Regions from separate parts of the Homo sapiens genome. Here region 1 is linked to region 2. Evidence: read pairs that join two places in POLR2A ChIA-PET (ENCODE). Cell type or tissue: OCI-LY7. All regions are shown on one strand.

What was found. Peaks named below come from ENCODE experiments on the same cell type or tissue, not always from the same donor. Only the 100,000 strongest peaks of a DNase experiment are listed, where the experiment ranks them.
Region 1: POLR2A ChIA-PET joins it to region 2 with 10 read pairs; 3 of 35 experiments call an interaction of 5 or more read pairs at or near these places.

Annotation. Positions count from the first base shown.
Region 1 is chr18:21,531,175-21,535,174 of GRCh38, forward strand. It overlaps ESCO1 (establishment of sister chromatid cohesion N-acetyltransferase 1), which reads right to left. Exons shown (of 12, transcript NM_052911.3): 11 at 1,299-1,486. Among named protein-coding and RNA genes, the nearest start is that of ESCO1, 68 kb to the right of the region's middle. In OCI-LY7, no CTCF peak of the experiment used is centred here; no DNase peak of the experiment used is centred here.
Region 2 is chr18:21,680,647-21,684,646 of GRCh38, forward strand. It overlaps ABHD3 (abhydrolase domain containing 3, phospholipase), which reads right to left. Exons shown (of 9, transcript NM_138340.5): 4 at 3,274-3,319. MIR320C1 (microRNA 320c-1) reads left to right here and starts at 2,872; the gene lies at 2,872-2,943. In OCI-LY7, no CTCF peak of the experiment used is centred here; a DNase peak (open chromatin) is centred at 2,325; H3K4me3 peaks cover 972 bases; H3K27ac peaks cover 779 bases.

The DNA of each region.
Region 1 (4,000 bases), 150 kb before region 2:
CTCACACCTGTAATCCCAGCATTTTGGGAGGCCAAGGTGAGAGGATTGCTTAAGCCCAAGAGTTCAAGGCCAGCCCAGGCGACATAGCAAGACTCCGACTGTACCAAAACAAATGAAATTTTTGCCAGGCACATGGCTATGGTCTCAGCTACTCAGGAGGCTGAGGCAGGAGGATTTCCTGAGCCCAGGATGTTGAGGATGAAGTGAGCTGTGTTTGCACCACTGCACTCCAGCCTGGGTGACAAAGTGAGATGCTGTCTCCAAAAAAGAAAAAAAATACTTGGGAATAAATGTAACAAAAGAAGCATTAAGACTTGTACACTGAAAACTATTAAACACTGCAGTAAGACATTAAAGACCTAGGGCCAGACGCGATGGCTCACACCTGTAATCCCAGCACTTTGGGAGGCCAGGGTGGTGAACTGCTTGAGCCCAGGAGTTCGAGACCAGCCTGGGGAACATGGCAAAACCCCATCTCTACAAAAAATAGAAAAATTGGCCAGATGCAGTGGCTCACGCCTGTAATCCCAGCACTTTGGGAGGCAGAGGCGAGTGGATCACTTGAGACCAGGAGTTCGAGAGGTGGTGGGTGCCTGTAATCCCAACTACTTGGGAGGCTGAGGTGGGAGAATCGTTTGAACCTGGGAGGCAGAGGTTGCAGTGAGCAGAGATCACGCCACTGCACTCCAGCCCGGAACAACAGAATGAGACTCCATCTCAAAAAAAAAAAAAAAAAAAAAAATTGGCTGACCTAAAAACCTCTTTTGAATAATTAATTTTAACCTCCTTCATTAATCTTTATCAGAGGTACTTTATAGGACAAAAAACAAAACAATTTTTCTGAGTGTCCCTTTGATATCTCTGACAGTCAAGTGATAAAAGAAAAACTAATAAGAGATTTTGATAGTTTACAAATAATATTCTTGAATTAAGATAAATTTCTCTAAAAGCTGAACTCCCAAGGAACTTTCCACATTTCTTTGGTTATATTTAAAATTCTTCAAAATGAAGCACAACTTGAAATAGGCAGGTTATTTTGGCCTAACATCATAGTTACAAATAAGTAAGTCGAAACAGCTTAATATTAATAGTGTTTAGCCTATAGTGCTTTCTTCCTCCTCACATTACATTCTCATAAAAAGTACTTACAGATCCAATACACTGATAACCTCATGCAAAATTTGTAATTAATACAAATAAAGATTATACGCATGTTAATTAAATGCCAATCTTTACACTAAAGCTCTGCCTAAGTCCTAAACTACTAAAAATGATTTGAAGGATTACATTCAAGTTACCTTAGGCATTCAATCATGCGAGAAGCAATTTTCTTCCGACGCATCATGCTGAATACCCATATTCGACTGATCCCGCAGATTGCAGGCTCTGGTAATGTTGAGCAGCACCAGGCTTTTTGCCTTTCAAATCTGACTTTTTCTTCTTCTGACCTGATAACTGGAAGTTTCTCTTCTATAACTCTGTAGCCCTACAGGTGTCAAAAATGGGGAAAAAATTTAAGTGAGATTATTAATTAGCAACTAATACTGATCTGGTTGAGGCGGTTATGACATTTGACTGGCTTAACAAACTATGGGGCCACTTATGCTTTCACTCTCATTTTTAGGAAACAGACAATCTGGATCTGCATTCTGTTCCAGTTCACTTACTAGTTGTATGACCATGAAAGTAAGTTACAATTTCTCTAACCTTTGGGTTCCTCACTGGCGATATCCATCATCTCTCATTTTGAGAGATTAAACCAAGTAATATATGCAAAGTACCTTGCCATCATGAGGAGCCCCCCCAATAGGAACTGAACATTAGTTCTCTCTACCTCCCGCACTCCAAGAACCAGCAAAAGTACATGTTAAGAACACAGCAGTAACTGTTTCTGTGATTGCTGTCACAGTTCTAGATTTCACAGTTGTACAAGAACTGAGACTAGGGATAGCAGAGAAATCAATAATTTAAAAAGCCATTTCATCACACTGCAATCTCTTTAAAAAAAAAATACCTTAAAAAACATATATCTCTTTTATGGTGGCTGGCTTTATGGGAAAAAAATAAAAAATAAAAAATATCTCTGCCAGTCTAGCTGCCAAAAAATAACACAATTGGTTGTTTTTTTTGTTTTTTCTTTGAGACAGAGCTTCTTCTGTCGCCCAGGCTGGAGTACAGTGGTGCGATCTCGGCTCACTGCAACCTCTGCCTCCTGGGTTCAAGAGATTCTCATGCCTCAGCCTCCCAAGTAGCTGAGATTACAGGCACGCACCGCCATGCCCGACTAAGTTTTGTATTTTTAGTAGAGATGGGGTTTCAACATGTTGGCCAGGCTGGTCTTGAACTCCTGGATTACAGGCATGAGCCACCGTGCCCAGCCATGACTAGCCTTCTGATGGGACAAGATATAAAACTTAAAAGTAAACAGACAACACAGTTAAGAGTCAGCAAAAACAACCCTAACAAACATTACATAGTTATCCTTCTAGTCTAAACACCGCTATAAGTCATTTATGGATCTAGGTGGAATAGAACCTTAAAAACACAATAGTTCGCACTATGTAAAATTAATTCAATTTCAGTATGGCAAACTTCTATGAATTAGTCAATTTATATCAAATTAATTTCCCCAAACTACCCTATCAGTTACTTATTTAAATCAATTTTGTTATTATAGCAAGGTTCATAAGCACTATATAATAATTTCAGGCTGAATATTTATTTACTCATTTATTATTTTTTCTTAAGAGACAAGAGTCTGGCTATGCTGCCCATGCTGGAGTGCAGTGGCTATTCACAGACACAAACATAGCACCCTACAACCTCAAACTCCTGGGTTCAAGCAGTCCTCCGATCTAAGCCTCCCAAGTAGCTGGGACTACAGGTGCCACCACACCCAGCTGAATTTTTTAAACACGTAGCTTAACATATATAGAGAAACTCCTGCAAACTTGCTTTGACTTTTCACTTTTTTAGAAAATTTTATGATCAAGCATACATCTGTGCAAGCAGCTATTAACCCACTTATGCCTAGTGTTCCATTACTGGAACACTAAGCATGTGGGAGTTATTTATATCCTACTGCTCAAGGTCATCGCCAAGGTCTTATTTTTCACTCATGCAAAAAAATCAAAAAATTGTTGCAACCTTTGGCATAAATGAGTTAATATGCTAAAAGACACCATCTGAACAGTAGTCACACACAATGTACACTGAGTTCATGAGCAAGCACTTAGCTGGAAAAAGATAGAATTCAGGTCTGCCTCAAAGTGAGCATTATTAGGGAGTCCAGAAGCTTCTGTTCTCTTAGAATGGTCTCGGCAGTTTCTAGTAACACTCATAATGTAAACATACATGATTCCATTGTTTGTTTTTTGTACAAGTTGGCTCCTAAACACAAGATAACTACTCATTCAGAGTTCAACAAAGGAAGTGGTGATCTATTCCAGGTGTGGGCCTTTTTTTTTTTTTTGAGATGGAGTCTTGCTCTGTTGTCCAGGCTGGGTTCAGTGGCATGATATTAGCTCACTGCAACCTCTGCCTCCCAGGTTCAAGCAATTCTCCTGCCTCAGCCTCACGAGTAACTGGGATTACAGGCACACACCACATCTGGCTAATTTTTGTATTTTTAGTAGAGACCACGGTTTCACCATGTTGGCCAGGCTGGTCTCAAACTCCTGACCTTCTGATCTGCCCGCCTCAGCCTCTCAAATTGCTGGGATTACAGGTCTGAGCCACTATGCCTGGTGGTGTGGGCCTTTTATAAAGGTACAGATAGCAAATATTTTAGGCACTGCAGTCCACCTGGTCTCTGTTGCAACTATTCAACTCTGCCTTTGTAGTACAAAAGTAGCCATAAATATGTAAGCCAAATGGGTGTTGGTGGGCGACAATAAAATTTTATTTACAAAAACAAGCTGGATTTTGCCCACTCTAGTTCGCCTAGCCTTGACTTACTCCAGTGCTAGAGGGACTAATTGAGAAAGACATTACATTGGTA
Region 2 (4,000 bases):
GTTACTTAGAACTCAGTGAATTCTTCCTGGAGGTTTTTCAAAAATACAATTAAAGCTTATGGGCTGAAAATTACTGGGTTGCTGTACTATTTCAAAGCAAATTTCTAATTTAACTTTAAATACTAAGGAGAGTATGTTTTTAAAGTATCCTTCTCCTCTTTTTCTCTCCTCCTTCCTATTTGTTGTTTCTTTTTTTCTTTTTCAAATGTGTGTGTGTGTGTGTGTGTGTGTGTGTATATATATATACACACACACATATATATTTGAGACAGGGTTTCCATATGTTGCCCAGGCTGGTCTTCAACTTCTGGGCTCAAGTGATCCTCCCACCTGGGCCTCCCAAAGTGTTGGGATTGCAGGTGTGAACCACCACTCCCAGCCTGTTGTTTCTTAAGCTTCTAACCACCAATCTCCCCTTTCACTCTACACGTGCCCTAACTAATCTCAGCTACTCCTGAGCTTCAACTTCTACCTGCACACTGATAATCTCAGTCTGTCTCTCTCTTGCTTGCCTATTTCTCCTGAAGGCCAGTCCAGTACATCCAAAAACTTACTGAAAATTTCCACCGGGATTATCTAAAAGCACCCTAAACATCTAAAATGGAATCTGTTATCTTTGTTACATCATAATCTCACAAATTCTTCTAAATTTCCTATTTCAGCAAATAGCAGCATCTTCCATCAGCCAGCCAAGCTAGAAACATTACCCTAGACTCCCTTGTCTTTACTTCCCACAATACGACTAATACTATTTTCTTCCCCTTGAATACTACTCATTTTTGTTCTCTCGTCTTTATTCCCCCTCCGTCTGCTTTCAAACTCCAAACTCCATGTAGGTCTGTAGTAACTGCTTTCTAACTGGCCTCCCAGCCTCCAGCCTCCAGCCTCCTTCCCCTCCATCTCTTTCTTTCCTACACACCACTGCCATGGTTCTCTTTCTAAAACATGACCATGATCAAATTATGCCCTTGCTTCAAAATATCAATGATTCAATACCAGGTTCTTAGGAGTCTACATGTGATTCTGGCCCTACCCTTCTAGCAAATTCCTGTCACTTCCAGAAAAGTAAGAAAGCATAAAACATAATGGTCAAAAACATAAGCACATAGATCACCTGGGTCTGAATCCTGGCTCTGTCATTTGTTGGGAGGGGTAAGTTCCTAACCTACCAGTGTCTTGTTTTCTTCATCTGTAAAATGCAGGACAGGGGCCAGGTGCAGTGGCTCACACCTGGAATCTCAGCACTTTGGGAGCATCGCTTGAGCCCAGGAGTTTAAGAGCAGCCTGGGCAACAGAGTGAGACCCCATCTCTACAAAACAAACAAATAAATAAATAAAAAATCAGCCAGGCATGGTGGCACACACCTCTGGTTCCACCTACTTGGGAAGCTGAGGTGGAAGGATCACTTGAGCCCAGGCGGTCGAGGCTACAGTGAGCCATGATTGTGCCACTGCACTCCAGCCTGGGCAACAGGGCAAGACCCTGTCTCCAAAAGGAAATGAGGGATAATGGGGGCTATACTTACCTAAATTGTTGGGCTGTTTCTATTTCTGAAGATTAAATAGGAAAAGACATAACTGATACATTCTACGGATTACATAAATATTAGATAAAATTATCATCATCATCCAGCCATAGTAAGTAGCTGCTACTGTACGCACTTTATAATACCTTGGTCTTTGCGCTGAGAGAGCCTCTCTCCCCGCTTTGGAGGTTCAATACCACAGCCTTCAAGATCCAACTCAGAACGCTACCTCCTCTCTAAGCTCTCCCACCTCCCCCAGGCGCTTTGTTACTCTTTCCCTTTGTGCTCTGTAGCCTTAACAAAGGCTACTGTTAAACACTTAGCACTGTGTATATTTTAATGGACTTGACTGTCTCTCCCACAACTAAAGTTTGAGCTCCTAAAGATTAGGGCTGTGTCTCATTAATATGTATATCTTCACCCTATTGGCTTGCACAGTGCCCGATTTAACAGGCACATACCACGGCTCTGCTGAATGAACAGATCTTTGTCCCTCACTTCATAAAGAACTAACGAGCTTGGCTTTGCAGCACATTATTTCCTTGAGAGCCTCAGACCATGTCTTCCCCCCCGGCTTTGTGTCCTGGAAGAATGCACAGCAGACAGGAGCTGCTCAAAATGATTTGCCTGGGCCAGGGCCACAGTGACACATTCAAATCTTTCCCTTTAGAGTACTATCTGTCTACGAGATTCCTAAAGGGCTGGATTGAATGAGAAAACGTGAACCTTCACGTCAAGCTATTTATTACAAGGCACTTGAGTAAGACCATAACACTCTGCAACTTTTGCTTTCGAAATCGTGTTGATCTTCATTTCCTCCAGTGCCTAAGTCACTGTAAAGCCAAGTACAAGAGGTTTTTACTTCCCAAGTTCTTATAAAGTGTTGACATTTGTGACCTGATTGTAAATTTTTATTTCCAGCATGACTTATTTATAGTCTTAATGTCATTCTCTATCAATGACCCAAAAAAAGTTTCTTTCAATTCTAGTAGAATTGCCTTTGACCTGTTGAGATTGTAAAAAGTTAAAAAGCTGAAGAAAATTTTAGCAAGTGGAATATTTCTCATTCCAACTCACGGATTTAAAGATCAGATAGAGTGATTTTCTAAGAGGTGAAAGATCTATCCTAGCAAAAACTCAGAATTAGAGGGGGAAAAAAAGACCTGATATAAATTTTAAAAGGTTTCAATAACATTCCCACCATGTAAACTTCAGCTGGCAAACAGGCATGTGACATACAAAATTGTTTCATGACAAATGTAAATTTCATAAGTGGAAAAAAAATCACTGTATTAGTTAATTTGTTTTGCACTGGTTAATTTTTAAGGAAAATGTGTTTTGCATTAAAAATGAGGCCTTCTCTTCCCAGTTCTTCCCAGAGTCAGGAAAAGCTGGGTTGAGAGGGTAGAAAAAAAATGATGTAGGTGAATAACTATCGATGTTAAAATGTAGTAAGTACAAAAGTTTAGTTACAAAATAGAATCTTAATTTTTATAAAAATAGAAATATATTATATATATTTTATTTATATATGAAATCTGAATGAACACAGACTAAGGGAATTTCCTTGGTTATACAATTATCGGTCTTGTAAATTTCCTTTTTTTCCATATCTGTATTTTTGTATAATAAATTTGTATTGCTTACATAAACAGAGTTATTTTAAATAAAAAGAATATGCTTTTTGTTATAAAACTAGAAATGATTCTTTAAAAAGTTAAGACTGTTGTCATTTAAATTTACTTACCAAGAGATTCTCCCCCGCCACTCCTCTGTTGTTAAAAACCACACATCTAAAAACCAGGAAAGCAATTTTTGTTATTTTTACACATGATTCTTGCTCATGATATAATATTAAAGTCATCTTACTGACACTGATTTAGAGCACTAAAAGATTTTAAAAATCTGTCTTGTAGTTGTAATGTTTGGCAATTTCATCTAAATGCAATGCACTAAAATAAAATTCCAGTTCTCTAAATTCCACATGTGGGTTCAAATTAGAAAACTGTATACTGAAGTGATGTTAATTTTTCCTACCAAGAGTAGACTATTTCCAACTTCTTCCTACGCACATACGTGGGCCTCCAACAAGTGTTTTTAAAACAATTCTAAATACAAGTCAAATTTAAATGTTTTTGCTTTTTTTTTTTTTTTTTTTTTTTGAGATGGAGTCTCGCTCTTGTCACCCAGGCTGGAGTGCAATGGTGCGATCTCGGCTCACTGCAACCTCCGCCTCCCAGGGTTCAAGCGATTCTCCTGCCTCAGCCTCCTTAGTAGCTGGGATTACAAGCACCCACCACCATGCGCGGCTAATTTTTTTTTGTATTTTTAGTAGACACAGAGTTTCACCATGTTGACCAGGCTGGTCTTGAACTCCTGACCTCAGGTGATACGCCCACCTCGGCCTCCCAAAGTGCTGGGATTACAGGCGTGAGCCACTGCGTCTGGCCTTGTTTTTGCTTTAAACAAAGAAA